Linked DNA regions of Homo sapiens: region 1 is linked to region 2. A link is an interaction called in ENCODE POLR2A ChIA-PET data of the cell type or tissue named here. Cell type or tissue: MCF 10A. All regions are shown on one strand. Links, peaks and the distances in the headings refer to the core of each region. The heading gives the core; the rest is flanking DNA. Region 1 overlaps SLC16A12 (solute carrier family 16 member 12). Region 2 has its middle 17 kb from the start of SLC16A12.

Region 1 (16,129 bases), core at 3,472-11,471, 50 kb before region 2:
AAATCTTGATACATCCATCAAAAACTGAAAATATCCCAAGTTAAAATGCATTTAATACACCTAACCCACTGACCATCCTAGCTTAGCCTAGCCTACTTTAAATGTGCTCGGAAATTTAAATTAGCCTGTAGTTGGGCAAACTCATTTAACACAGACCCTATTTTATAATTAAGTGTAGAATATCTCATAATGTATTGAATACAGTACACTGTAGAGTACAGTACCAGTTGTTTACCATCATGATCGTGGGGCTGACAGAGCTGTGGCTTGCTGCCTCTGACCAGCATCATGAGAAAGTTGTCTTACTACATATCACTAGCTCAAAAAAAGATCAAAAATCAAAATGTGAAAAACAGTTTCTACTGAATGTGTATTTCTTTGGCACCATTGTAAAGCCAAAAATTTGTAAGTTGAACCAGAGCTGCTCATTCTACATGCAACTGGCCAATCCACAAATCCTTCCTTCTAATCAGCTTCTTAATGTCTCATTCTGAAATAAATGAACAACCAAAGATCATCAAATAGTTAAGAAATTACCATATAATTAGGAAATTATTAACATAACTAATAATTATTATAACAATTAACATAAGAAGTGGGATGGGGGCTTTAGGAAGAGAAAGAAATAAATTCAGAGGAAACATGGACAATTCAGGGCATGAAAGAACATACAAGGACATGAAAGAAAAATTCAAAGAAAAAAACTACAGTAAATATCTTCAGAGAGGTCAAGAAAACATAATGCATAAATAAAACAAGAAGAGGAGGCTATAAAGAAAGAAACATTTGGAAACTAAAAAAGAATGCTTGGAATTAAAATATAATTGTGGAAATTGAAAATTTAATGGAAGGATCAGAAGAAGAACTATCCCATAAAGTAAACAAGAACACAAAGATGTAGACTATTAGAAGGAACAGGAAAACTAGTGAATTAGTTCAGAAGAGTTAATATTCAATTAATAGGAGTCCCAGAAACTAAGAAAACAAGGGGAAATAGATGATGAAAGAAATGCTATAAAAACATTTCCCACATTTGAGCGTCCAATGAAATTACTGAAAAAACTCAGAGCCCTCAATCTTGCACCATTCACAAAAGTTGATTTCAGGTGTATTATACAACTGCATATGAAAAGGCAAAATAATTAAGCTTTAAGGAGCTAACATCCTCATGATTTGGAGGTATGGAAAGAATTCTAAAACAGGGTTCAAAGAACTCCAATTATAAAGGAGAAGAACACTTTCACATTTGACTACCTTAAAATTAATAATTTCAAAAGACGTTATTAAGACAATAAAAAAGCAAGACAGAGAGTGGAAGAATATATCTGCAACATGTATAACCAACATAGGACTCCTATCAAGAATGTAAAAGGAACTCCTATTAAAAAGACACTCCAATAGAAAAAGGACTTTGACAGGCAATCCACACAAAAGGAAACCCAATGGCCAATGAACACATGAAAAGATGCTCATTTTTAATCAGAGAAATACAGTTTTAAAACACAATGAGAAAAGTGTGAACCTGAATGTAAAGTATAGGCTTTAGTTAATAATAAAGTATCATTATTCGTTCATCAGTTGTAATATGTGTACAACACCAAGTCAAGATGTTAATGACAGGAAAAACCAGAGAGTGGGATATGGGGGCAGACACAGAGTATACGGGAACTCTGTACTTTCTGTTTGTAAACTTAAAACTGCTCTAAGAAATAAAGTCTATTAATTAAACACATATACACACATGAGATATCACTACAAACACATCAGATTGATTTAAAAAGCAAGTTTCTTTTGGTTTTTATTTATTCTCAAAAAATACAGGTAGAAACAAAGAAATTCAGAGGTTAACGTATACTATTTATACAAACAAAAATGTATATGTTTTAAAACTGAACTAGTGTGATTATATATTTTTTGGACCAAATTGCTGGGAACTCAAAGACCAGGTCTTTTCAAATGAAAAATAAAAGCACAGTGGTACAAAAGGATAACTGGAAAGCACAGAGGAAGAATTCTACATGGTGTGGGGGAAACAGCACTGTATTAGGGCCTCTGGAACTCAAATCTCCCTAAACCTACATAGCAGGTGAGAGGCAGAACAGAATTAAACTCAAGTCTCCTGACTTCCAATCTAGCATACATCCTCATCATGCTATTTCTATCCTCTGTGCAGTTACTGATTAAAGAATTAATAGGGGTAGAGATCAGAAAGAGGAAAAAAAAACCCAACATGATTTCATTAAGGCCAAGTCGATCTTCATTAAAGAGGATTCTTTCTAATAAGATATAAACCAACATTTCCTACTGAGGTCTCAGAGCTATATTTTATGTATGTATGTTACTATGTAATTATACCTCCAATATCTTAAATCATAAGGGCACACAAACTACATGAGATAAAGTTAGAAGTAGGTATAATTATTTTATCTACGTCTGTACTATTTGAAAACTTAACAAGAAACAATTCTTATCTTTATAACTAGTAAAAATAAAGATAGTAGGGGCCAGGCGCGGTGGCTCATACCTGTAATCCCAACACTTTAGAAGGCCAAGGCAGGCAGAGCCCACAAGTTCAAGACTAGCCTGGGCAACATGGCGAAACCCAAACTCTACTAAAAATACAAAAATCTAGCCAAGTGTAGTGGTGCGTGCCTGTAGTCCCAGCTACTCGGAGGTGGGTAGGGTAGGGGTGGTAGAGGGTGGGGGTGAGGTGGGAAGATGGCTTGAGCCCAGAAGGTCAAGGCTGTGGTGAGCCCCGATCATGCCACTGCACTCCAGCCTGGTTAACAAAAAGAGACTGTGTTGAAAGAGAAGAGAAGAGAAGGAAACATTTCTAGTGCAATTGATTGAGATTAATTACATTAACAATGATTCCCTGTTTATGTACAATTGGCTGAAATATAGATACAAAGGGAATGTGTTCCAAAAATTATATGAACAAATGAAGTTGAAAAACAACAAATGGTTGACCTCATTTTTATCAAGTATGTAAAATATTTACAAAACACCTGGAATATTATATTTTAAAATGTTAAGAAATAGAAAGGGCAGTCATGATCAGAGAGTTTTTGCAGCTCCGACTCGGGCAGACAGAACAGCTTGAGGAGACTCGCATTATGAATTTTTGTTCCAGAATGACTGCAGGAATAAATCAGGAAACCCGAGAGGACCCACAGACCCTCTGAAGGAGGTGGATTGCTCCTGCAGGACCTGGGAGACACCCCAAATACTGTGGTGGTATCCATGTCTGAGAGACCCACAGACGCTCCACATCATAGGCCTCTGTGCAGACAACCCCCTGTACCAGCCCGGAGCCTGGCAGACTTGCTGGGTGGCTAGATCCAAAAGAGAGATAACAATCACTACAGCTTGGCTCTCAGGAAGCCACATCTATAGGAAAAGGGGAGAGTACTACATCAACGGAACACCCCATGGGGCAAAAGAATGTGAACAGCCTTCAGCCCTAGATCTTCCCTCTGACAGAGCCTACCCAAATGAGAAGGAACCAGAAAACCAACTCTGGTAATATGACAAAACAAGGCTCTTTAACATCCCCCAAAAAATCACACTAGCTTGCCAGCAATGGATCCAAACCAAGAAGAAATCCCCGATTTACCTGGAAAATAATTCAGAAGGTTAGTTATTAAGCTAATCAGGGAGGCACCAGAGAAAGACAAAGCCCAATTTAAGGAAATCAAAAAAAGCGATATCAATGAAATAAATATTTTTATTTATTAAAATCAATCAAGCTGGGCACGGTGGCTCTTGCCTGTAATCCTGGCCCTTTGGCAGGCCGAGATGGGTGGATCACCTGAGGTCAGGAGTTCAAGACCAGCCTGACCAACATGGAGAACGCTCGTCTCTACTAAAAATACAAAATTAGCTGGGTGTGGTGGTGTGTGCCTGTAATCCCAGCTACTCGGGAGGCTGAGGCAGGAGAATCACTTGAACCTGGGAGGTGGAGGTTACGGTGAGCCCAGATCCTGCAAATACAAGGAAATTAAATAATCTGCTCCTGAATGATCATCAGGTCAAAATGAAATCAAGATAGAAATTAAAAAGTTATTTGAACTGAATGACAATAGTGACACAACCTATCAAAACCTCTGGGATACAGCAAAGTCAGTGCTAAGAGGAAAGTTCATAGCCCTAAATGCCTACATCAAAAAGTCTAAAAGAGCACAAACAGACAATCTAAGGTCACACCTCAAGGAACTAGAGAAACAAGAACAAACCAAACCCAAACCCAGCAGAAGAAAGGAAATAACCAAGATCAGAGCAGAACTAAATGAAATTGAAACAAAAAAAATACGAAAGATAAATAAAACAAAAGGATGGTTCTCTGAAAAGATAAATGAAATTGTTAGACCATTACTAAGATTAACCAAGAAAAGAAGAGAGAAAATCCAAATAAGCTCGATAAGAAACAAAATGGGAAATATTACAACTGACACTACAGAAATACAAAAGATCATTCAAGGCTATTATGAATACCTTTATGGGCATAAACTAGAAAACCTAGAGGAGATGGATAAATTCCTGGAAAGATACAACCTCCTAGCTCAAAGCAGGAAGAATTAGAAACCCACCAATAACAAGCAGCAAGATTGAAATGGTAATTTTAAAAATACCAACAAAAAAAAGTCCAGGACCAGAGGGATTCACAGCAGGATTCTACCATACATTCAAAGAAGAATTGGTACCAATCCTGTTGACACTATTCCACAAGATAGAGAAATAGGGAACCCTCCCTAAATCATTCTATGAAGCCAGTATCACCCTAATACTAAAACCAGGAAAGGACATAACAAAAAAAGAAAACTACAGGCTAATATCCCTGATGAATATAGATGCTAAAAGCCTTAACAAAATACTAGCTAACTGAATCCAACAACATATCAAAAAGATAATCCACCATGATCAAGTGGTTTTCATAGCAGGAGTGTGAATGTAGGGATGGTTTAACATATGCAAGCCAATAAATGTGATACACCGCATAAACAGAATTAAAAACAAAAATCACATGGTCATATCAATAGATGAAAAAAAAGCATTCGACAAAATCCGGCATCCTTTTATGATTAAAATCCTCAGCAAAATCGGCATACAAGGGACATTCCTCAATGTAATAAAATCCATCTATGACAAACCCACAGCCAACATTATACTAAGTGGGGAAAAGTTGAAAGCATTCCTGCTGAGAACTGGAACAAGGATGTCCACTCTCACCACTCCTCTTCAACATAGTACTGGAAGTCCTAGCCAGAGAAATCAGACAAGAAAAAGAAATAAAGCACATCCAAATCAGTGAAGAAGAAGTCAAACTGTCACTGTTTGCTGATGATATGATTGTTTACCTCGAAAACCCTAAAGACTCCTTCAGAAAGCTCCTAGAACTGATAAAAGAACTCAGCAAAGTTTCCAGACACAAAACTAATGTACACAAATCAGTAGCTCTTCTGTACACCAACAGCTACCAAGCTGATAATCAAATCAAGAACTCAACCCCTTTTACAATAGCTGCAAAAACAAAAAACAAAAAAAACAAAACCTTAGGAATATACCTAACCAAGGAGGTGAAAGACCACTACAAGGAAAACTACAAAACACTGCTCAGAGAAATCATAGATGACACAAAGAAATGGAAACACATCCCATGCTCATGGATGGGTAGAATCAATATTGTGATAATGACCATACTGCCAAAAGCAATCTACAAATTCAATGCAATGCCCATCAAAATACCACCATTATTCTTCACAGAATTAGAAAAATAATTCTAAGCTTCATATGAAATCAAAAAACAGTCCACATAGCCAAAGCAAGACTAAGCAAAAAGAACAAATCTGGAGGCATCACATTATCCAATTTCAAACTATACCATAAGGCCATAGTTACCAAAACAGCATGGTACTAGTATAAAAGCAGGTACTAGTATAGATCAACAGAACAGAATAGAGAACCCAGAAATAAACTCAAATACTTACAGCCAACTGATCTTTGACAAAGCAAACAAAAACATAAAGTGGGGAAAGGTCAACATGGCAAAACCCCATCTATACTAAAAATACAAAAATTAGCTGAGTGTGGCAGTGCATGCCTGTAGTCCCAGCTACTCAGGAGGCTGAGGCATGAGAATCACTCGAACCCAGGAGATGAAGGTTGCAGTGAGCCAAGATTACACCAGTACACTCCAGCCCGGGCGACAGAGCAAGACTTCATCTCAAAAATAATAATAATAATAAATTAGGCTGTTGTATTTTCTTCCTAGCATATTTATCACTATTTGAAGTTGTCTCATTTGCTCATTTGTTTATTATTTGTCTTCACTACTAAAGTGTAAGCTCCATGCAGGAGGGACACTTGCCTATGTTATTTCATGGCTGGATTCCCAGTACCTAGAACATGCCTAACATATATTTTAAAAATTCCCCAATAAATACCTATACCTGTCAAAACTGGAAAACGAATTGTCTCATGAATTGAAGACAATTTGATCCTTACTGTGTTGCTTTTAAGTTATCTAGTTTGGCTGCTGACACAGCCCAGATTGAAAACTGTCACTGTCTCAGTTAGGGAGGATGTAGGGTAGTATACAGCACAATGACCATTTCATGCTGGAATTCAGGCAAAAGTGATGCCCGGCCGGGTGCGGTGGCTCACACCTATAATCCCAGCACTTTGTGAAGCCAAGGTGGGCAGATCATGAGGTCAGGAGTTCGAGACCAGCCTGTCCAACATGGTGAAACCCCGTCTCTACTAAAAATAAAAAAAATTAGCCAGGCATGGTGGTGGAAGCCTATAATCCCAGCTACTTGGGAGGCTGAGGCAGAAGAATTGCTTGAACCCAGGAGGCAGAGGTTGCAGTGAGCCAAGATCGTGCCATTGCAGCCCGGGCAACAGTGCAAGACTCCATCTCAAAAAAACAAAAAACAAAAAAACAAAAAAGTGATGCCCACAGAAACTCCTGATACAACTGAGAACTAGATCTTGCATGCATTCACCTACTTATGGTAAAGCTTCTGAGCAGAACTCAGCAGCTTGCCCAGGAGTTTGCAGCATTTCAGAGCCATGCACTGGACAGCTATCAAAACTGTGTCATGTGCCTTGAGCCTTGAGGACTATAGAAGCAAATAAACATCAGTCATCTTGGCTGCACATGTGTCGGACACTGCTAAAGTCAACACCCCTTCCATAAGGAGTGTGCATTTCAGTTTCCAGCTGCCAAATCATATTGGTTGTCAGAGATTGAAGCCAACATGATTCATAAATGTTAATTTGGCAGAGGATCAGGAATTCCCCAACTTCATGTCAACTAGGCTTCCATCTGTCCAAGGAAGCCAACAGTCTGCTTTCTCCTATCTCTTAATAAAAGGCTGAGAAGATGAGCAATGGTGATCAGCAAAGCTTGTAGGAAACATGTGCGCTATCTACAATCAAAACTGCAATCTATGATCAGGATCAGCGGGTTCCTATTTGGTAATAAGTACCTTGTCAAAACAGACAAGCACTTAGTTCATATCTCTCCAGTAAATGTTCTCAAAAGCAGCCCCAAGTCACTAGAAACAATAGGATGAGAGAGAACAAGGCAATATTCTCTTTGCATAACAAATCTTAGTAAATTGTAAACACATCAGAGTCACTTATTCCTCACATAATTGACTCCTACCTTTTCTTTTTCACGTTATTTTTCTTTTACATTAAATATGCCTTACTAAAGTGGTGGGTCCTTAATTAGCATCCTCATGTAAACATAGGCCTTGTTTTATTTGAAAAAGATTAAAAAGGTGGTGACTCACTTTAATAGGAAAACCCACAAACAATGAATGCAATGCCCTTTAATCCATAGTTGCTGTTCCAATCCCACGTAGAATTATAAAAGGTCCCCATAAAATCCCATTAACCTGCCCAAGACCTCTCTCTTAATAGCTCTCTGCCTTTTCCATGCAGATGTACAGCATGATTGAAGTAGATGAAATATGAAGTGATTTCACACTGTGGGGTTAGAGAAAGAAGGCGAAGTCCAGTAAGGGCATGGAGCATATGAATTTCTAGATGTGCCCAAATAAAGAAGAGATGTGGACAGGTAAGTCAGAAGTAGTAGCCTGAAAAGACCATGGGGCCAGGTGAGTCAAGAAGGGTGGGTGTTTTCAGAGTCGCTGGAGAAGGCAAGTCCACAATAAGACTGAGAAGAGACTGGAAAGAAAGATGCTTGTGGTGGAGTCCGCAATTGTTCCCATACAATTTGGGCCACAGAGGCCACTGTAGCCAGCTGGGGCCACAGCAACAGGAAGGAGTGGGAGGTCTGAGCAGAGGCTGTGGAGGAAGACAAGTCTATCACCAGAGGCTGGAAGTGAAGGAGGAAGTCGAGAGCAAGCCAAAACCCCAGGGTATCAAATGCTTCTCATTTGAGAAGTCTGCAAGAAATCAGCACAAGGAAGACATGTTGAGAGGAAATAAACAGCAATGTCTTGTTCAGTTACAAAATAATTAAGAAATGGAATTTTACTCTTGTGCCTCCCCAATACACAATTTTCTCAGCTTCAGCTCCCATCTCCATGAGGCCTCAAAATTAGTCATCAGATTTTACCACTCTTTCCCATATCTACACAAAATAGTTCAAGTTCAAACAGCTCTGAAAGTCTCTTTTCCGTTGCTTCAAATTCTTGGTCCTGAAACTAAGCAGCCAGAATCAGCCTGTCAAAACAAAACAAAAAAAGCTCCCCAAAAGGTCACTGATCATTGCTTAAAACAGTCAATCTCATGTAAAGAGTCCATTAACTAGTTGGAAAGAGGCTCTTAACTAATGCCTTTCCTTATTACCTGTTCCCTGGTTCATCAAGTTCTCTAACCCTAAAACACAAACATACTTTCCAACCCACCCTTCATCTGGCCCATAATCAAACACAGTAAGTGAAAGAAAAAATATATATATTATTGTACCCTGGACAACCCTTATTTTCATAAAAGTAGTAACTGGCTCCATGAATAGATTTTCCGCTTTTTCCAAGTTGGTACATACGGAACCATTATTGCTTTTGATGTTGACATAAATACTCACTATAAGGCCTAAAAGTATTCAGAAAATTACAGAATATACAGTGTTACAGACTAGGAAGAAAGTACTCTCCCAGGCTAGTTGTAATTAACAAAGATGACCAGCCAAAACCTTGGTGAGTGAACAAACCCAAAAAGGAGATTTATTTTATGCTAAAAACCAAGATGGGGGAGGAAGGTGGATGAGAGAAGCAGAAAGACATATGCTGGGGCCTGATTACAATGTTTCTAGAGTCTAATCCACTGCCAACAAGCCCTGGTTCTCTGGTTCTGCTTCACTGGGCAGAGGAACATGCAGCCCCGAGCACCAGAGCATGATCGGAGGGACCCAGGGTACAGAGTGTGCCAGGGAGCATAAGTCTCAAGGCAAGAAGGATGAAGACCCAGGTGAAGGCTGAGCAGACAGAGCAAATGGGGGTTGCCATCAACCTCTGAATTGATACAGCTTGATTCTGAGTGTCAAGCATTTTTAATTATACATGTTATACATAATTGATGCAGAAAAAGGAGAAAATGGAGCAAAAAGACAATAAAAATCATCCACATCTGCCACCCAAATAGGCACTACTTTTATTTGGAATACTTTGAATAATTATTTTATATACTTATAATGTATGTAAATAGGAGATTGAGACCATCCTGGCTAACATGGTGAAACCCCATCTCTACTAAAAATACAAAAAATTAGCCTGGCGTGGTGGCAACATCTGTAGTCCCAGCTACTCGGGAGGCTGAGGCAGGAGAATCTCTTAAACCTGGGAGGTGGAGGTTGCAGTGAGCCGAGATCATGCCACTGCACTCCTGCACTCCAACCTGGGTGACAGAGTGAGACTCCATCTCAAAAAACAAAAAAACAAAAAAAAACAAGAATTCCAGCAAGATGGCTGAATAGGAACAGCTCTGGTCTGCAGCTCCCAGCGAGACTGATGCAGAAGATGGGTGATTTCTGCATTTCCAACTGAGGTACCTGGTTCATCTCACTGGGACTGATTGGACAGTGGGTGCAGCCCACAGAGGGTGAGCCGAAGCAGAGTGGGGTGCTGCCTCACCCAGGAAGCTCAACGGGTCAGGGGATTTCCCTTTCCCAGCCAAGGGAAGCCATGAGAGACTGTACCAGAAGGAACAGTACACTCCTCCCCAGATACTGCACTTTTCCCATGGTCTTCGCAACCGGAAGACCAGGAGATTCCCTCTGGTGCCTGGCTCAGCAGGTTCCACGCCCACAGAGCCTAGCAAACTAAGATCCATTGGCTTGAAATTCTCGTGGCTAGCGCAGCAGTCTGAGATCGACTTGGGATGCTGGAGCTTGGCAGAGGGAGGGGTGTCTGCCATTGCTGAGGCTTCAGTAGGCGGTATTATGCTCACAGTGTAAACAAAGCCACTTGGAAGTTCGAACTGGGTGGAGCCCACCACAGCTCAGCAAGGCCAACTGTCTCTCTAGATTCCACCTCTGTGGGCAGGGCATCTCTGAACAAAAGGCAGCGGCCCCACTCAGGGACTTATAGATAAAGCCCCCATCTTCCTGGGACAGAGAACCTGGGGGAAGGCGCAGCTGTGGGCACAGCTTCAGCAGACTTAAACGTCCCTGCCTGACAGCTCTGAAGAGAGCAGTAGTTCTCCCAGCAGAGTGTTCGAGCTCTGATAACAGACAGACTGCCTCCTCAACTGGGTCCCTGACCCCATGTAGCCTGACTGGGAGATACCTCCCAGTAGGGGCTGACAGATACCTCATACAGGAGAGCTCTGGCTGGCATCTGGCAGGTGAACCTCTAGGACGAAGCTTCCAGAGGAAGGATCAGGCAGCAATATTTGCTGTTCCGCAGCCTCCGCTGGTGATACCTGGCAAACAAGGTCTGGAGAGGACCTCCAAGAAACTCCAAAAGACCTGCAGCTGAGGGGTCTGACTGTTAGAAGGAAAATTAACAAACAGAAAGGAATAGCATCAACATCAATAAAAAGGACATCCACACCAAAACCCCATCCATAGGTCACCAACATCAAAGACCAAAGGTAGATAAAACCACAAAGATGGGGAGAAACCAGCGCAGAAAGGCTAAAAATTCCAAAAACCAGACAGCTTCTTCTCCTACAAAGGATCACAACTCCTCATCAGCAAGGGAACAAAACTGGACAGAGAATGAGTTTGACAAATTGACAGAAGTAGGCTTCAGAAGGTGGGTAATAACAAACTCCTCCAAGCTAAAGGAGCATGTTCTAACCCAATGCAAGAAAGCTAAGAACCTTGAAAAAAGGTTGGACGAATTGCTAACTAGAATAACCAGTGTAGAGAAAAACATAAATGACCTGATGGAGCTGAAAAACGCAGCATAAGAACTTAGTGAAGCATACACAAGCTTCAATAGCCAAAGTGATCAAGCAGAAGAAAGGATATCAGTGATTGAAGACCAAATTAATGAAATAAAGCAAGAAGACAAGATTAGAGAAAAAAGAGTGAAAAGAAATGAAAAAACCCTCCAAGAAATATGGGACTATGTGAAAAGACCAAATCTACATTTGATTGGTGTACCTGAAAGTGACGGGGAGAATGGAACCAAGTTGGAAATCACTCTTCAGGATATTATCCAGAACTTCCCCAACATAGCAAGGCAGGCCAACATTCAAATTCAGGAAATACAGAGAACACCACAGAGATATTCCTCGAGAAGAGCAACCCCAAAACACAAAATCATCAGACTCACCAAGGTTGAAATGAAGGAAAAAATGTTAAAGGCAGCCAGAGAGAAAGGTCGGATTACCCACAAAGGGAAGCCCATCAGACTAACAGCAGATCTCTCAGCAGAAACCCTACAAGCCAGAAGGGAGTGGGGGCCAATATTCAACATTCTTAAAGAAAAGAATTTTCCACCCAGAATTTCATATCCAGCCAAACTAAGCTTCATAAGTGAAGAAGAAATAAAATTCTTTACAGACAAGCAAAGGCTGAGAGATTTTGTCATCACCAGGCCTGCCATAATTACAAGAGCTCCTGAAGGAAGCACTAAACATGGAAAGGAACAACCGGCATCAGCCACTGCAAAAACATGCCAAATTGTGAAGACCATCAACACTATGAAGAAACTGCATCAACTAACAGGCAAACTAACCAGCTAGCATCATAATGACAGGATCAAATTCACACATAACAATATTAACCTCAAATGTAAATGGGCTAAATGCCCCCAATTAAAAGACACAGACTGGCAATTGGATAAAGAGTCAAGATCCATCAGTGCACTGTATTCAGGAGACTCATCTCACATGCAAAGACACATATAGGCTCAAAATAAAGGGATGGAGGAAGATCTACCAAGCAAATGGAAAGCGAAAAAAAGCAGGGTTTGCAATCCTAGTCTCTGATAAAATAGATTTTAAACCAATAAAGATCAAAAGAGACAAAGAAGGCCATTACATAATGGTAACGGGATCAATCGACAAGAAGAGATAACTATCCTAACTATATATGCATCCAAACAGGAGCACCCAGATTCATAAAGCAAGTATTTAGAGACCTACAAAGAGACTTAGACTCCCACACAGCAATAGTGGGAGACTTTAACACCCCACTATCAATATTAGACAGATCAATGAGACAGAAAATTAACAAGGATATCCAGGACTTAAACTCAGCTCTGGACCAAGTGGACTTAATAGACATCTACAGAACTCTCCACTCCAAATCAATAGAATATACATTCTTCTCAGCACCACATCACACTTATTCCAAAATTGACCACATAGTTGGAAGTAAAACACTCTTCAGCAAATGTAAAAGAACAGAAATCACAATAAACTGTTTCTCAGACCACAGTGCAATCAAATTAGAACTCAGGATTAAGAAACTCACTCAAAACTGCACAGCTACATGGAAACTGAACAACCTGCTCCTGAATGACTACTGGGTAAATAACGAAATGAAGGCAGAAATAAAGATGTTCTTTGAAACCAATGAGAAAAAAGACACAACATACCAGAATCTCTGGGACACATTTAAAGCAGTGTGTAGAAGGAAATTTATAGCACTAAATGTCCACAAGAGAAAGCAGGAAAGATCTAAAATCGACACCCTAACATCACAATTAAAAGAACTAGAGAAGCAAGAGCAAACAAATTCAAAAGCTAGCAGAAGGCAAGAAATAACTAAAATCAGAGCAGAACTGAAAGAGATAGAGACACAAAAAACCCTTCAAAAAAAATCAATGAATGCAGGAGCTGGTTTTTTGAAAAGATCAATAAATAGATAGACTGCTAGCCAGACTAATAAAGAAGAAAAGAGACAAGAATCAAATAGACAGAATAAAAAATGATAAAGGGGATGTCACCACCAATTTCTGTGTATTGTCATTACACAGAAATACAAACTACCATCAGAGAATACTATGAACACCTCTACACAAATAAACTAGAAAATCTAGAAGAAATGGACAAATTCCTGGAAACATACACCCTCCCAAGACTAAACCAGGAAGAAGTCAAATCTCTAAATAGACCAATAACAGGCTCTGAAATTAAGGCAATAATTAATAGCCTACCAACCAAAAAAAGTCCAGGACCAGACAGATTCACAGCCGAATTCTACCAGAGTTATAAAGAGGAGCTGGTACCATTCCTTCTGAAACTATTCCAATCAATAGAAAAAGAGGGAATCCTCCCTTACTCATTTTATGAGGCCAGCATCATCCTGATACCAAAACCTAGCAGACACAACAAAAAAATAGAATTTTAGACCAATATCCCTGACGAACATCAACGTGAAAATTCTCAATAAAATACTGGCAAACCGAATCCAGTGGCACATCAAAAAGCTTATCCGCCATGATTAAGTTGGCTTCATCCCTTGGATGCAAGGCTGGTTCAACATATGCAAATCAATAAATGTAATCCATCACATAAACAGAACCAACAACAAAAACTACATTATCTTGATATTTGCAAAAAAGGCCTTTGACAAAATTTAGCAGCTCTTCATGCTAAAAATTCTCAATAAACTAGGTATTGATGAAACATATCTCAAAATAATAAGAGCTATTTATGACAAACCTACAGCCAATATCATACTGAATGAGCAAAAACTGGAAGCATTCCCTTTTAAAACTGGCACAAGACAAGGATGCCCTCTCTCACCACTCCTTTTCAACATAGTATTGGAAGTTCTGCCCAGGGCCATCAGGCAAAAGAAAGAAATAAAGGGTATTCAGTCAGGAAAACAGGAAGTCAAATTGTCTCCATTTGCAGATGACATAATTGTATATTTAGAAAACCCCATCATCTCAGCCCCAAATCTCCTTAAGCTGATAAGCAACTTCAGCAAAGTCTCAGGATACAAAATCAGTGTGCAAAAATCACAAGCATTCCTATACACCGATAACAGACAGAGAGCCAATTCGTGAGTGAACTCCCATTCACAATTGCTACAAAGAGAATAAAATACCTAGGAATCCAACTAACAAGGGGTGTGAAGGACCTCTTCAAGGAGAACTACAAACTGCTCAATGAAATAAAAGAGGACACAAACAAATGAAAGAACATTCCATGCTCATGGATAGGAAGGATCAATATCGTGAAAATGGCCATACAGCCCAAAGTAATTTATAGAGTCAATGCTATCCCCATCAAGCTACCACTGACTTTCTTCACAGAATTGGAAAAAACTACTTTAAATTGCATATGGAACCATAAAAGAGCCTGCATAGCCAAGACAATCCTAACCCAAAAGAATAAAGCTGGAGGCATCCTGCTACCTGACTTCAAACCATACTACAAGGCTACAGTAACCAAAACAGCATGGTACTGGTACCAAAACAGGTATACAGACAAATGGAACGGAACAGAGGCCTCAGAAATAACACCACACATCTACAACCATCTGATCTTTGACAAACCTGACAAAAACAAGCAAGGGAGGAAGGATTCCCTATTTAAATGGTGCTGGGAAAACTGGCTAGCCATATGGGGAAAGTTGAACCTGGATCCGTTCCTTACACCTTATACAAAAATTAACTCAAGATGGATAAAAGATTTAAATGTAAGACTTAAAACCATAAAAACCCTAGAAGAAAACCTAGGCAATACCATTCAGACATAGGCCTGGGCAAAGACTTCACGACTAAAACACCAAAAGCAATGGCAAGAAAAGCCAAAATAGACAAATGAGATCTAATTAAACTAAAGAGCTTCTGCACAGCAAAAGAAACTATCAGCAGAGTGAACAGGCAACCTACAGAATGGGATAAAATTTTTGAAATCTATCCATCTGACAAAGGGCTAATATCCAGAATCTACAAATAATTTATACAAATTTACAAGAAAAAAACAAACAACCCCATCAAAATGGGCCAAGGATATGGACAGACATTTCTCAAAAGAAGACATTTATGCAGCCAACAAACTTATAAAAAAATACTCATCATCACTGGTCATTAGAGAAATGCAAATCAAAACCTCAATGAGATACCATCTCACACCAGTTAGAATGGTGATCATTAAAAAGTCAGGAAACAACAGATGCTGGAGAGGATGTAGAGAAATAGAAACGCTTTTACACTGTTGGTGGGAGCGTAAATTAGTTCAACCATTGTGGAAGACAGTGTGGTGACTCCTCAAGGATCTAGAATTAGAAATACCATTTGATCCAGCAATCCCATTACTGGGTATATACCCAAAGGATTATAAATCATTCTACTGTAAAGGCACATGCACACGTATGTGTATTGCAGCACTATTCACAATAGCAAAGTCTTGATACCAACCCAAATGCCCATCAATGATAGACTGGATAAAGAAAATGTGGCACATATACACCATGGAATACTATGCAGCCATAAAAAGGATGAGTTCATGTCCTTTGCAGGGACATGGATGAAACTGGAAACCCATCATTCTCAGCAAAGTAACACAAGAAGAGAAAACCAAATGCTGCATGTTCTCACTCATAAGTGGGAGTTGAGCAATGAGAACACATGGACACAGGGAGGTGAACATCACACACCAGGGCCTGTCGGAGGGTGGAGGGGCTGGGGGAGGGGATAGCATTAGGAGAAATACTTAATGTAAATGACGAGTTGATGGGTGCAGC
Region 2 (16,129 bases), core at 3,669-11,668:
AAGAGAAATGATAGTGGGCCAATTCTGAGTCTAGACCTTAAGGGGTTATACCTCCATCTGGCTCTCTCTCAAATCCTGCACTGCTATGAGAACAAGCCTCAAATGGCCTGCTGGATGAGAGGACATTTGGGGCCAACCTGAGTCACCCCAGTTGAGCCCAGCCAAGACCAGCAAAGCTATCCCCTCAGCAGGCTGCAGGTGCACAAGTGAGCCTACTGAGACCAGCTGAGATCAGCAGAACCACCCAGGTAACTTACACACTCATGCACAAACAAAAATGTTTATCATCATAGCCACTGAGGTATGATGATTGTCATGCAGCATTATTTAATCAAGAAATAACTAATATAAATTCACACAACAAACTCCTTAAACTGATAAGCAACTTCAGCAAAGTCTCAGGATACAAAATCAGTGTGCAAAAATCACAAGCATTTCTTTACACCAACAGTAGACAAGCAGAGAGTCAAATCATGAATGAACTCCCATTCACAATTGCTACAAAGAGAATAAAATACCTAGGAATATAGCTAATGTGAAAGACCTCTTCAAGGAGAACTACAAACCACTGCTCAGGAAAATAAGAGAGGACCCAAACAAATGGAAAAACATTCCATCCTCATGGATAGGAAGAATCAATATTGTGAAAATGGCCATACTGCCCAAAGTAATTTATAGATTCAATGCTATTCCCATCAAACTACCATTGACATTCTTCACAGAATTAGGTAAAACTATTTTGAATTTCATATGGAATCAAAGAAAACCTCACATAGCCAAGACAATCATAAGCAAAAAGAGCAAAGTCATACTACCTGACTTCAAACTATACTACAAGGCTACAGTAACCAAAACAGCATGGTACTGGTACCAAAACAGACATATAGACCAATGGAGCAGAACAGAGACCTCAGAAATAACACCACACATCTACAACAAACTGGACAAAAAGAAGCAATGGGGAAACAATCTCCTATTCGGTAGTAAATGGTGCTGGGAAAACTGGCTAGCCATACGCAGAAAACTGAAACTGGACCCGTTCCTTACATCTTATACAAAAATTAACTCAAGATGGATTAAAGACTTAACTGTAAAACCCAAAACCATAAAAACCCTAGAAGAAAACCTAGGCAGTACCATTCAGGACACAGGCATGGGCAAAGACTTCATGACAAAAATGCCAAAAGCAATAGTAACAAAAGCCAAAATAGACAAATGGGATCTAATTAAACTAAAGAGCTTCTGCACAGCAAAAGAAATATCATCAGAGGGAACAGGCAACCTACAGAATGGGAGAAAATTTTTGCAATCTACCCATCTGACAAAGGCCTAATATCCAGCATCTACAAGGAAATTAAGTTTACAAGAAAAAAAACAACACCATCAAAAAGTGAGCAAAGGATATGGACAGACAATTCTCAAAAGAAGACATTTATGTGGCCAATAAACATATGAAAAAAGCTCAACATCACTGATCATCAGAGAAATGCAAATCAAAACCACAATGAGATACCATTTCATGCCAGTCAGAATGGCGATTATTAAAAAGTCAGGAAACAATAGATGCTGGCGAGGCTGTGGAGAAATAGGAACACTTTTACACTGTTGGTGGGAATGTAAATTAGTTCAACCACTGTGGAAGATAGTATCGCGATTCCTCAAGGATCTAGAACCAGAAATATCATTTGACCCAGCAATCCCATTACTGGGTATATACCCAAAGGAATATTAATCATTATACTATAAAGACACATGCACACATATGTTTATTGCAGCACTATTTACAATAGCAAAGACATGAAATCAACCCAAATGCCCATCAATGATAGACTGGATAAAGAAAATGTGGTACATATACACCATGGAATACTATGCAGCCATAAAAAGGAATGAGATAATGTTTTTTGCAGGGACATGGATAAAGCTGGAAACCATCATCCCCAACAAACTAACACAAGAACAGCAAACCAAACACCGCATATTCTCCCTCATAAGTGGAAGTTGAACAGTGAGAACACATGGACACAGGGAGGGGAACAACACACACCAGAGCCTGTTGGGGGGTTGGGAGGTGAAGGGAGGGAACTTAGAGGACTGGTCAATAGGTGCAGCAAACCACCATGGCACACATGTATCTATGTAACAAACCTGTACGTTCTGCACATGTATCCCCATTTTTTTTAGAAGAATGAATTTAAAAAAATTCATGCTGCCTACAGACCTTGAATATGCCTTATAAGAGTATAAGGGAAAAAAGTTTTTGCAAACACATTATCAGAAGTCTTTTGTATAGTTTTTATCATACTATTACAATCTTTTCAATTACTTGAGGAAAAAAACATTTTATTAGCAATATATTAGAAAAGAAATTATTTGTGTTTAATGAGCCAATTTAATGAATGACTAAATTGCAAACTGAACTACAGTGCATGGCTCTCTATCATCTCTATACTAGCTAAATCCAGTACAAATAAATCAACCAGAATTCCTGAGTATCTAGTCTGTATAGGCCCTGTGCATAGTACATTGGTGTTTTAAGACATGGTTCCTGCCTTCACAGAATTTACAATCTAGTTGGAACTATAAGTAGCCATGCAAATGACAAATATTTCAAAAACACCTTTACTACAACCTTATAATAAGAAAAGGTATGTGATCATTTTGTTTCAAAAGAAAAGGGTACATGATTATTTTGATAAAGGAAGTCAACACTTGCTAGAAGAATTCAGAGAAGAGGTGGAGGCCAGGCACAGTGGCTCATGCCTGTAATCCCAGCACTTTGGGAGGCTGAGGTGGGCAGATCACCTGAGGTCAGAAGTTCAAGACCAGCCTGGCAAAACCCCATCTCTACAAAAAATACAAAAATTAGCCAGGCATGGTGGCATGTGCCTGTAATCCCAGGTGCTCAGGAGGCTGAGGCAGGAGAATCACTTTAACCCAGGAGGCAGAGGTTGCAGTGAGCCTAGATCAAGCCACTGCACTCCAGCCTGGGCAAAAAAAAAAAAAAAAAAAAAAGTGGACTGCTTGAGAGAGAAGCTGGCAAGGTGGAGCGTGACATTATAGGTAGGGCTGGAACACCTTCTTGGAGAATTTCAAAAAGCAGGAAGGAAGGCAGTCTTGTTAAATCAAACTGCAGGTACTAATGCAGGTACTAATACTTGCAGTGGAAAAGTGCAAGGTGTATTTGTCAGTGTATTCTCCATTGATGAGAATGGAGAAAATCAATAGGACAAAGTGACTGATTAGATATGAAGTGAAAGAGACATGAGAAGTCTGTGTGTCTCCAGCCAGGAGGATGGTGATCATTAACAGAGAAAGAAAAGGTAGCAGCATGTGAACTGTTCAATATTGAACACATGGATCTTGAGCTGGAAGTGAAGTACCCAGCAAACTGTTGAAAATTCAGGTCAGGAGCCAAGGGGAAGAGTCAAGGTTAGAGGTATGCTTTGAAAATGTTCTGTGCAAAAGAGGTTGGATGAAGCCAGAGCAGCAGGCCGAGGACCAGACCTTGGGGAATGCCTGCAATGTCTAGTAGGAGAAATAAAAAAAAAACGCAGTCGCGACTGGGCAGAGTGGCTCATGCCTGTAATCCCAGACTTTGGGAGGCTGAGGCGGGTGGATCACTGGAGGTCAGGAGTTCGAGACCAGCCTGGCCAACATGGTGAAACCCCATCTCTACTAAAAATACAAAAATTAGCCGGGTGCAGTGCCAGCCATCTGTAATCCCAGCTACTAGGGAAGCTGAGGCAGGAGAATCGCTTGAATCCGGGAGGCAGAGGTTGCAATGAGCTGAGATCGCACCCCTGCACTCCAACCTGGGTGACAGAGCGAGACTCTGTCTCAAAAAAAAGACGCACTAACTGATTGCTAAGCAGGATGTAGCAAGTGCCACAGGAATTGCACAAGTGTGATATGCAATTTAGAGAGTGGAGAGGGATGTACACCAGCAGAGGGGAAATGCTGTCTTTCAAGAGAGGAATGAGTGATAATGAGCAGGACCTGCTCGCAGCAGGATCAGGCAGCTTTTGCAAATCATTGAATGAGATGGATGGTTCTGCTGGACTGTCACCTGCTAACAACAGAAACACCAGAGAAGACTGATTAAACTTATTTGAAAAACAGGCATAGCCAGCTTTGTTTGGGGCTGATTTACCCTTTCTGACTCTCTGTGTTGATCTTCTTTATGAATTAATTAGCAAGTTTCTGCTTCACCTTTATTCATTTTGATAAATTCAGAAAGTGCAAATTGAAGGAATATTTGATCAGGATAAAACCAATACACATAAGGCATCCAGATAAAGGAACAATGGCTAAATCCAGTTTCAGTTTCTTTGCAGTAAGTGTACACCTCAAGTGCTATACCAATTATATATACAGTGCACTATTGTGCTGCTTCCTTCAGCAGAGACACATTTACACATTCATATTAATTAGCTTTTGTGGTTATAGATGATGCTGTAGTAAGATTATTAAGAAATTACAATTCATCCTAACAACAGGGAGAACTACTTAGAGTTTCTAGCAATATAAATAATAGGCATCAGTTTTTGTTTTTGTTTTTTTCAGTAGTGTGTGAAGAATGGAGAAGCATAAAGTGAAAAGAAAAAGTCACCTTAGTGTTTTGGGTTTTTTTTTAAGTTTATAAAAAGAAGCCATACTCTGTCAGCTAACTGCTTGCCAATTGCTTTAGGGCGTTTCCACCTAATTCTAAGGTTAGCTGAAAGCAGTGTGTCTATAATTCTTTAGTCACCAGACACACCTTTATTAGCCATTCTGGTCTACATCTGCCCCACATGCTCTGCTCCAGGAACATTATATTCAGCAGCCAGCATTGTAACAAGCTTTGCAAGTGGCTCAGCATCCTAAAATTTGAGAGCCATGACCTAAGAAGTCTAGGAAGACCCAGGGTAGCTGGAAGGGAGTAAAGTGCCTCAGACCCAGCCTTCCCTCTTTCCTTTCTCCCTCTTTAAGCAGAGAACTCTACTTTATGGTTTTATTATATTGGACTTTCATTCATTCCATTCGTCAAGCCAAAAATCTAGGAGTCATCACTTACCTCCCATATCAATCCATCAACAAGTCCTGTCAATTGTCTCATCAATATCCACCCCTTTTTTTCCATCTGCACTGTGACAACATCCTGATCCATCTTGCCATCTCCTCTCTCCCACTAGTGCAAGTCTCCTAACTGATCTCCTTCCCTCTGCTCTTAGCCTCTTCCCATCTATTCTCCATAAAACATCAAGAATGTTTTTCTTAAAACTTAAATTAGCACGGTGGCTCACACCTGTAATCTCAGCACTTTGCGGGGCCGAGGCAGGAGGATCAAGAGGTCAGGTGTTCGTGACCAGCCTGGCCAACATGGTGAAACCCCGTCTCTACTAAAAATACAAAAATTAGACGGGTGTGGTGGCAGGTGCCTGTAATCCCAGCTACTTGGGAGGCTGAGACAGGAGAATCACTTGAATCCGGGAGGCGGAGGTTGCAGTGAGCTGAGATCGCGCCACTGCACTCCAGCCTGGGCTATACAGCAAGACTCCGTCTCAAAACAAACAAACAACAACAACAACATCAAAATTAGACCATATTGCTTTGCAGCTTAAAACTTTTCAGTAGTTCCCAAAGCACTAAAACAAAATCTAAACTCCTCTGACCATGGCCCATAATGTGTCATGGCCCCACCCCCGCCTTTCTCTACATCATCTCGTGCCACACTCCCATATCTCGCTATACTTAGCTATGTTGGCTTTTCTCTGGGCACCAAGCCAGGGATGCAGAAGGCTTTGTGCTTGCCTTTCCTCCTGCCTAGAAAGCTCTTCACTATTTTCGCAAAGTTCTCAGCTTAAATGTCACCTCCCCCAGGGGTCTAATGTTAATTGCATTTTGTTGTTGTTGTTGCTGTTTGCATTGATTTTGTGTGTCACTAAACTAAAAGCTTAGTGAAACCAAGAAGATGTCCATCATGTTTACCATTGTATCTCCAGCACCTTGTAAGTTACCTGGCATATATTAGGAATTCAATTATTGGAGGAATGAATAAAAGGATCCAAAGTTTTCAAGGTGTGGAAGTCCATGATGTAATCAAGTTAGAAAGGTCCATTTTGGATGGAGTGAGGGTGTGTATTCTGGAATTAAACTCTGTTCCAGAGTTATACTGGTGACCGGTGATCAAAAATCCCCAAGTTCAGCCTGGCGTGGTGGCTCACGCTTGTAATCCTAACAATTTGGGAGGCCAAGGAAGGCAGATCACTTGAGGTCAGGAGTTCGAGACCAGCCTGGCCAACATGGTGAAACCCTATCTTTACTAAAAATACTAAAAATTAGCTAGGTAGGATGGTGCATGTTTGTAGTCCCAGCTACTTGGGAGGCTGAGGCATGAGAATTGCTTGAACTTGGGAGGGGGAGGTTGCAGTGAGCTGAGATCACACTACTGCACTCCAGCCTGGGCAATAGAGTGAGACCCTGTCTCTAAATAAATAAATAAATAAAAAGTCCCAAGTTCATTGTTCTTCCAACCCAGTGCTGATGGAGCACATTGTTGTTGGGAAACTTCCATAAAGCTGATATAGTTTGGCTCTGTGTCCCCACCCAAATCTCATCTTGAATTGTACTCCCATAATTCCCATGTGTTGTGGGAGGACCCAGTGGAAGATCATTTGAATCATGGGGGTGTTTTCCCCCATAATGTTCTCATAGTAGTGAATAAGTCTTAAGAGATCTGATGGTTTTATCAGGGGTTTCTGCTTTTGCATCTTCTTCATTTTCTCTGGCCACCACCATGTAAGAAGTGCCTTTTGCCTTCTGCCATGATTCTGAGGCATCCTCAGCCATGTGGAACTGTAAGTCCAATTAAACTTCTTTTTCTTCTCAGTCTCAGGTATGTCTTTATCAGCAGCATGAAAACAAACTAATACAAAAGCTAAAAGGTTGTTTTGCCCTTTTGAAGAGAGATCTATTTATTTATTTATTTTTAATTTTTTGAGACAGAGTCTCGCCCTGTCGTCCAGGCTGGAGCGCAGTGGTGTGATCTCAGCTCACTGCAACCTCCACTTCCCAGGTTCAAGTGATTCTCCTGCCTCAGCCTCCTGAGTAGCTAGGACTACAGGTGCGTGCCACTACACCTGGCTAATTTTTGTATTTTTAGTAGAGACAGGGTTTCACCATATTGGCCGGGCTGGTCTTGAACTCCTGACCTTTTGATCTTCCCACCTTGGCCTCCCAAAGTCCTGGGATTACAGGCGTGAGCCACTCACGCCTGGCCAAAGAGAGATGTATTAATGTTGATTTGTAAGTACAAAGATATCACAAGAAACAGAAAACAGATTATAAAGCATGTGTTATTAATACTTATTATAGTTATATTAAAGCTTAAATAAATCCCATGTAATCTCATTTAAAAATTATAGGCTTCTGGCCAAGAACATTATGACAATCTATTTTGGAGTTAGGCATCATCTGGAGAGAATCTAGGGTGGTAGCACTGAATTAGATTTGGCTGCTTGCTGACTATGGCACAACAGCACATTGCATTTCTCCATGAATTGAGGTGGACGTGTGAGAGGGGGAAACGTATGGTACTAGGAGGGGTGTGAGTGATTGTGGATGATGAGAATTAGCTCTAAGGTCCCTTCCAATTGCTTCTGGCTCTTCAATTCCAGCTAAGCCAATTCAACTCAACTAAACAGTTATTGAGAGCCTTCTGAGTGCCAGGAAGTAAGTTGGGAGTATGATAATGAACAAAATGGATAATCGGCCCTGCCCTAACAGAATCTGGAGAGAGTAAGTGAGATGCGAACTAAGACTTAGCAAAACCAGATGGTGACATCCGCACTTGGCTTTCCTCTCGGAGTGTCAGTTTTACACCGGAATTAGCCACGTGTAATGAACAATCAAAGAAATGGTACTTTCTTAAATGCTACCAAAATGTTTTTATTCCCAAGTTCCAAAAAATGACCATTGAAATGCATTGGACTCAGAATTTGAAGCCCCAGCTGAATTCTCTTGAATGTACCTCCGTCCCTCTGTCCACTTTGGGAGGCTGAGGTGGGTGGATCACAAGGTCAGGAGTTTGAGACCAGCCTGGCCAATAGGGTGAAACCCCGTCTCTACTCCTTCACCACACCCGCATGCCTATTATGTTTTCTGTGATATTGAATCATTTTTTCTTAATTTAATAGTAAAATCCGTATGCATATCTTTTATTAGATTTGGGAAATAACAGAATGTCTGACTTGCTCAGAATTTCTTGTGGTGTTACCCTGCAGCTGTTTTCCAGTAGACTGTTGTGTTTATAGTTACTTATTCACCTTTGATAGCACCATCTTGTAATCCATTACAGTCAGAGTGGTACATTTTTTGTCTTCTCATTAGCCCCTCTCTGACAATCAACATTTTGCACATTAGGTACTACACTCTTTGTTCATATAAATCACAGGCTATTAAATCATCTCAGCACAAATATTGCCAACTAGCATGACTCATTTCAATACTAAATTGTTTAAAGTTGACAGTAGTTGTCTTAATAGTTCGCAGGCATTTTCTCCACATTTTGTAGCTACTTGATGACTCAATGAAAAGAATGCAGACTTTGTGACAATATTGGACAAGTTGTTAGCTGCTCTGAGTCATTACCTTATCTGTAAAATTAGGCGATTGCATTAGGTTAGGGAGTGAACTGCTCAACAATGGGACAAATTTAATTCTCAGATCAGCTTGGATTGGCCCTCACAGCACTTTGAAAATTATCACAAATTGGCCAGGTGCGGTGGCTCACGCCTGTAATCTCAGCACTTTGGGTGGACCAGGAGGTCAGGAGTTCAAGACCAGCCTGGCCAACACAGTGAAACCCTGTCTCTACTAAAAATACAAAACAATTAGCCAGGCGTGGTGGCAGGTGCCTGTAATCGCAGCTACTTGGGAGGCTGAGGCAGAGAATAGCTTGAACCCGGGAGGCAGAAGTTGCAGTGAGTCAAGATCATGCCACTGCACTCCAGCCTGGGCAACAGAGCGAGACTCCATCTCAAAAAGAAAGAAAGAAAGAGAGAAAGAAAGAGAGAAAGGAAGAAAGAAAGAAAGAAAGAAAGAAAGAAAGAAAGAAAGAAAGAAAGAAAGAAAGAAAGAAAGAAAGAAGGAAGGAAGGAAGGAAGGAAGGAAGGAAGGAAGGAAGGAAGGAAAGAAAGAAAGAAAATGGGAAAGTTCTCAAAAAACTCCAGATTTCTGGCTTCTCTTGAAAAATCAACACCTGACTTCCCTAGAAAAATCTGGCCTCAGAGAGTGCCTGCCTCAGTTGCACATTCTTCTCACATTCACAAATGAGAAGCCAGGAAGGCATAACTAACCCACCTCAATTCCCTTCTGATAGCACCTGAAGACCCTGCTTCTGGTGAAATCTACCAGGAGATTTAAAGGAACCAGATCTAGAGAGGGAAGCTCTTTTAATGGCCGAGAAAACCTTTTGAGGAAACAGGACAGGAGACCTCATCTACATCATCACTTTAGTTGTTGATCATGTTATTATCTTGTGTTGTTTAATATTTATCACAATTTGGGTTGAACAGGTTTGTTTTTTAAAATATTTGAGGTTGTGGGGAGATGGAGGACAAAGTGTTTGCTTTGCCACCTCTGAATCCACCTTTCCCAGAGCTGCTCTTTCTGTTTGTTGACTTTTAGATGACATATGTATGTGTGTGTTGTGGGGAAACGGTCTTACTTTTGGTTGTTAGAGAGAGAGAAAGAAGAAAACTGTAGCCTGAGCTGATGAGATGGGAGCAACCTTTACATTGGATACCTGCTCTTTGCTCAACAGCAGGCCCCAGCTGGCCTACTTTACTTATTTATGTTAGCTATCTGGCCCCTCTAGCCCTCTAGCCATCTGAATTTCCACTAGATAATGTCTAAGTCCCCTTTCATCTTCATAAAGCTAAACATTTCTAAGATAATATTCCAAGGGTGTTGAGGCTCCGCAAGCAGGTATTTTCCTACCCCTGTCCTGGCAGAATATCCCCCAGTAGAAACACTGGTTGTCCATACCTAACCCTTGTCTGTCTTCCTCACTTAAATTTCTAGCACCCAGATAAGCCCCTAGCACCTAGAAAGCATCCAGTAAATATTTGTAGAATGAAGTCTTCAGGATTAGCAATTACCTTTGGAAAGGGCCCATCGTGATTAACAAAGCAAATTAGTATTTAAGAGGACACAATATCTTCTTTTTTTTTTCAAGATAGTGGATCTTGCTATATTGCTGAGGCTGAACTCAAATTCTTGGGCTCAAGCAATCCTCCTGCTACTCAACCTGTTGAGTAGCAGGCACTACAGGCACGCAGGCACAGTTACCTACAATATAATTTTGTCTTATGTTACCCAATAGACAGGGATAATGAGCTTAAATTGCATTGGTTTAAATGTTTTGTTGTTTAAACTTTCTATTAACACGTGCTGGGTACAAACACAGTTAGGCTTTTGGGTTTCATGTTTATTTCTACAGAAAGGATAATATATATATGTGTATATATACGTATATATACGTATATACGTATATATATGTATATATGTGTATATATACGTATGTATGTATATACGTATATATACATATACGTATATGTATATGTATATATGTATATATACACATATATACATATATATACAGATATGTATATATACACATATATACATATATATACAGATATGTATATATACACATATATACGTATATACACACATATATACATATATATATATATATATATATTCCATGCAGTAGGGAAGAAGAAAGAGTAAGACTGAGCCTGCTTTCCTAAGACTACATTTAAATAATGCACTTCCAGAAAAATCAAGTTTCTGAATTGAACCAGTGTGAGGACAGGTGGGAGAACACTACTCCCTTGTGTTTACTATTGGAACTTACATTACCTCTGCATGCTGATGATCTGTGATGCGGTCACGGCTTACAGCGCACCCTGCACTCTGGTATGGGCTAGTGAGGCAACAACGAGCAAAACAGGCAGGGCTCCTGCAATCTCAGGAGATAAAACAGCCATCAGTTAAATTATCAAACACAGAATTTCAAGCTGCAGTAACTTGGAGGAAAAAATTTAGTGCTTTGAAAATTATTCAGCTTTATCTCTGGCCTCCCAAGATGGTCAGCATCACATAGATCAATGTATTGACAGCTTTCTACCCAGGCACTGTGCTAAGCACTTTTTATGCTTCCTCGCTTTCAATTCATGCTCTCAAAAGCTATGGGTGGGTACTCCATTGATAAATAATTTGCAGAAGATCACACAGCTAGTAGGTGAGGGAACTGTGTGACTCAACCACTCCTGACCACTTTACTAACTGAAACAAAAAGGGGGGAAGAAAACGACTGCAATATTATTATACATATCTCTATCTCTATCTATCAATCTATCTCTCTATCTCTCTGTCTGTTTGTCTATCTAGGTTATCCACGGTTCCTAGCTCATGACTCCCATAGCCCTTGTTACAATGTTAGGGTGCTTTAGGCTTCAGAAGCAGGCCTCAGAAAACAGAATTTCTTTTTTTCTCTCTTACCTTTTCTGCCCTCCTTTCACCTATTTCTTTCTCTCCCCAAGGCAGGAACTTTTTCCTGGTTTCTGGAGCTGGTTTCTGACCTACCTTGTCTGATCATAGGTCAGAACACCTCCATTTCAGAAGGGTTCCTGCCCCATACCATGGAGGAAGGCATGGTGCACAGAGAGACCAAGAAGAATCTGAACAGACAGTCCCTGCTGGGTTACCCCACTCAGTCTGTTAGTATTAGATCATACCCTTTGTCCAATCGCATTTTAACAGGTTGTCCATTTTCAGTCATGCCTATCCAATGAGGTCTCCATAAAGACCCAAGAGGACAGGGTTTGGAGAGCTTCCAGGGAGCTGAACAAATAGAAGTTCCTGACTGGTGGTTTATCAAGGCTGCCTCTCTTCTCCCATACCTTGCCTTATGCATCTCTTCATCTGAATCCTTCATATCCTTTATACTAAACCTGCAAATGTAAGTAAGTCTTTTCCTGCATTTTGTGAGCCACTCTAGCAAATTAACTTAACTCAACGAGAGGTTTCATAGAAACCCCAACTTGAAGCTGATTGGTCAGAAGTTCTGGAGGCTGGAACTTTCAACTGGTGGGAGGAGGGGATGGTCTTGGGGATTGAGCCCTCAATCTGTGGGATCTGATGTTATCTCCAGGTGGATACTGTCAGAACTGAATTGGAAGATACCCAGCTGATGTCCACTGCAGAAATGATTGCTTCTTGGTGTGTGGGAAGAAACTCACACATATTTGGTCACAGACGTCTTCTGTGATGATGTTGTGAGTGAGAGAATAGAAAAAAAGGCTGAGGTGGGTTTTCCCAAAAATAACAACCTACAATACTATAGCAGTGTTTCTTAAATATGAGGAATGTGTGAATAAAAAATAAAGAATTTATTTTAGATTTCGCTATCATCACCTCCTACGGTCAACTTAAATTATTTTGATCATAATGCTTGCTGCTTAAGCATGTATAAGAAGGTTAGGTATGAACTCTGAATGTTTTTAGCTCTTACAACAGCAACAAAAAGATAGAAGTTAAATATGAATAGAACTATCATTCAACAAAATGTTTCATAATAAATTCAAATTAACAGCAATGACGTGATATACTCATTTAAAAATAAGTCTATATGAGTTGCCCACTGTATGTTAGGCCCTGTTCCCATCAAGAGTATGCAATGGCAGAGACAGACAACAAGTAAATAAGGAGTGAAATACACTATGTGTCAGTTGGAGATAAGTGCTATGGGGAAACACAGCAGGGACTGGGAGAGGGACAAGGCAGTGTGATTAAGAGTGTGGTCCGGGGCCGGGCGCAGTGGCTCACCTCTGTAACCCCAGCGCTTCGGGAGGCCAAGGCAGGCAGATTACCTGAGGCCAGGAGTTCGAGACCAGCCTGGAAAACATGGTGAAACCCCATCTCTACTAAAAATACAAAAATTAGCTGGGTGTGGTGGCACATGCCTGTAGTCCCATCTACTCGGGAGGCTGAGGCAGGAGACTCGCTTGAACTAGGGAGGTGGAGGTTGCAGTGAGCTGAGATCATACCACTGCACTCCAGCCTGGGTGACAGGGCGTGACTCCACCTCAAAAAAAAAAAAAAAAAGAATGTAGTCCACGGCCAGGCACAGTGGCTCATGCCTGTAATCCCAGCACTTTGGGAGGCTGAGGCAAGCGGATCACTTGAGGTCAGGAGTTTGAAACCAGTCTGGCCAACATGGTGAAACCTCATCTCTACGAAAAATCCAAAAATTAGCTGGGCATGGTGGCAGGCGCCTGTAATCCCAGCTACTCAGGAGGCTGGGCAGGAGAATCGCTTGAATTTTGGAGGCAGAGGTTGCAGTGAGCTGAGATTGTGCCACTGCACTCCAGCCTGGGCGACAGAGCGAGACTCTGTCTCAAAAAAAAAAAAAAAATAGTGTGTGGTCCGGGTCGTGGCATTCACGCAGCAACCTGAAGGAGGCAGGGGAGTGTGGCTGTGGTCATCTGGAGGGAAAGCACGGAAAAGGAGAAAGGGGCAAAATGAAGGCACCCTGAGTTTGGAGTGTGCTTGGTATACTTGAGGAAACACAAGGAGGCTGATGCGACTGGAACAGATGAACTAGGGCAGAAGTTCAAATTCTACTCAAAAAAAGAAGTGGAATTAGAGCAAGGGCAACAGCTAACCCAGATAATGATGTCTGCTGAAACTATCTCTTGGGGTCGTCTCCTACAGCTGCCCAAGGCAATGTTACTCCCTATTACACCGCTCAGTTGCGGTGTCCTTTATCTCGTGTGGTGAAAATTAGCGACGTGGACACACGTGGAGTGGATTAAGGGGTAGAAAGTTTAATAGGCAAGAAAGGAGAGAATAGCTCCCCGTACAGAGGGAGGAGGGCTCTGAACCGAAAACCCGCGTGCAGAGGAAAGCAGTGGTTTATATTGGGAGGCTGGAGGAGGTGGTGTCTAATTAGCATAGGGCACAGGGGATTGGTTTAACCACGTGTGTCATTCAGGTAGCCCCCCCAAAAAAACTGGCCCTCCCACCCTAGCCTTTTATTATGCAAATGCGGCTACCTGGCTGGTCGCCATGACACCTGTACACGTGGCAACAAAGAAAAAGTAGCAGGAACCGCCATATTGGCTGGACCTGACTCTTAACCATCTGCATTTGCATATCAATACTTGCAGGTCTGGTTTTTCAGGCTGCTTTCTGTTAGATAATAAATATTTGGGGGACCGCTTTTTTATTAAACGAAAAAGACTTACTGAGGACTCTTTTACCCTCTCTAGCTGCCTAAAATAATTTCTTAATAACTCCTGTAATACCTACATATAGAACCTTTTACAGTTCTCCAAATAGATTGTGTTCTTCACCCTTCCACGCCATCTCTGTCTACCTAAGCGGACTCCTTTTATACTTCAAGTCAAGCTTAATTATGGCCTTCTCTGGAAAACTGCCCCCCATCCTGATTAGACAAGCATGCCCTCGTAGCACCTTGTCACCCTATGCACAACCCTATCCTAGTGTCTATTGCATTGCATTGTAGCTGGTGCTTTACTTCTCTACCTTGCCCACCAGACAGCAAGCCTCTTGAGGACAAGAAAGCTTTTTCTTTCTGTCTCGGTATCCATAGTACTTAAATACTTATATAGACACAACAGATAATTAGGAAATGTTTACTGAATGAATAAATAGCATTGGCAATCACTCATAAAAACGCCAAGTCAGATTTTAGTACCCCCTTAGCATACTTGCACATGATACCTACTAGCAATCCTGAAGGGTCACTAGATGCCAGGCAATGCACTGAATTAGGCGGTTGTTGGTTACTATTCATTATCTTCCAACAACCCTACAAATTAGATGTTATTATTCCCATCTTTAAATGTAAGAAAAATAAAATTGGGCAGGTTAAATAGCATATGTCACCACCTAGACCCAGGATTTTAATTTAGTCTCTCTAAATCCCAAACTACACCAAGCTGTAAGTCAGAAAAATGTAAATGAGGAACAGCTTATGGTACACTTAAAAAAATTATTTGATAAAAATCTGTTAGAGATTTACAGAAAACTTTTCACACTGTATTTACATTGCTTGACTTCATTATGGATTTTCAAGGAAGAATGATTGAAGGCCAACTCAATCATTCAGCCACAGTGAAGAGTTTGGCATAATTTGAAACAAAGGAATACATATGGGAAGCATCTAGAACTGAGTGAAATGGTGGCAAAGAAGACATGGACCTATACAAATATTACTAATTGGGAAAACACTTATAAACCACTGTAGGGTTTCTACATTGTTGAATGCTATCCCAATTTTTTAATACATGACATAGAACAATATTTACATACATGTACACTGAAAATAGATCCAAAGGGTATAAAACAAAATGTTTTGGTTATTTCTGAGTTATATAATTTTTTTTTCTGTGCTTGTCCACATTTACTAAAATCTCCACAATTAAAAAAAAAAAAATCCATGATGAGCTGGGAGTCGTGGCGCACACCTGTGGTCCCAGCTACTTGAGAGGCTGAGGAAAGATGATCACTTTGGCCCGGGAATTTGAGGCCAGCCTGGGCAATATAGCGAGACCCCATCTTTAAAAATTAAAAAAGTAAAAAAATAAAAAGTTTGTAATAAAACTTATAACAAGAAAATGAACCTAGTTAAAAAATAAAAAGAAGATCTGAATAGACACTTCACCAAAAATGATATACAGATAGCAAATAAGGCATTGAAAAGACGCTTGATATCACATGTTGTTAGGGAATTGCATATTAAAACAATGAGATACCACTACATACCTATTAGAATGGCTAAAATCCAAAACTCTAACAGCATCAAATACTGACAAATGTGAAGTAATAGCTCTCATTCATTGCAAAGTGCAAAATCGTACAGCCACTTTGGAAGATAGCTTGTCAGTTTCTTACAAAACTAAACATACTCTTACCATATAATCCAGCAGTTGCACCCCCTGGTATTTACTCAAATTAATCAAAAATTTATGTCCACACAAAATCCTGCACATGGATGTTTATAGCAACTTTACTCATAATTGCCCAAACCTGGAAGCAACCAAGATGTCCTTCA

The links. Peaks named below come from ENCODE experiments on the same cell type or tissue, not always from the same donor. Only the 100,000 strongest peaks of a DNase experiment are listed, where the experiment ranks them.
Region 1: POLR2A ChIA-PET joins it to region 2 with 11 read pairs; 4 of 35 experiments call an interaction of 5 or more read pairs at or near these places.

What each region holds. Positions count from the first base shown.
Region 1 is chr10:89,495,526-89,511,654 of GRCh38, forward strand. The region is part of intron 2 of SLC16A12 (solute carrier family 16 member 12); the gene reads right to left. Among named protein-coding and RNA genes, the nearest start is that of SLC16A12, 32 kb to the right of the region's middle. In MCF 10A, for the core only: no CTCF peak of the experiment used is centred there; a DNase peak (open chromatin) is centred at 7,216.
Region 2 is chr10:89,544,974-89,561,102 of GRCh38, forward strand. It overlaps a transcript of SLC16A12 not described here. Among named protein-coding and RNA genes, the nearest start is that of SLC16A12, 17 kb to the left of the region's middle. RefSeq lists an enhancer at 13,896-14,420. In MCF 10A, for the core only: CTCF peaks have their summits at 10,896 and 11,095; a DNase peak (open chromatin) is centred at 8,558.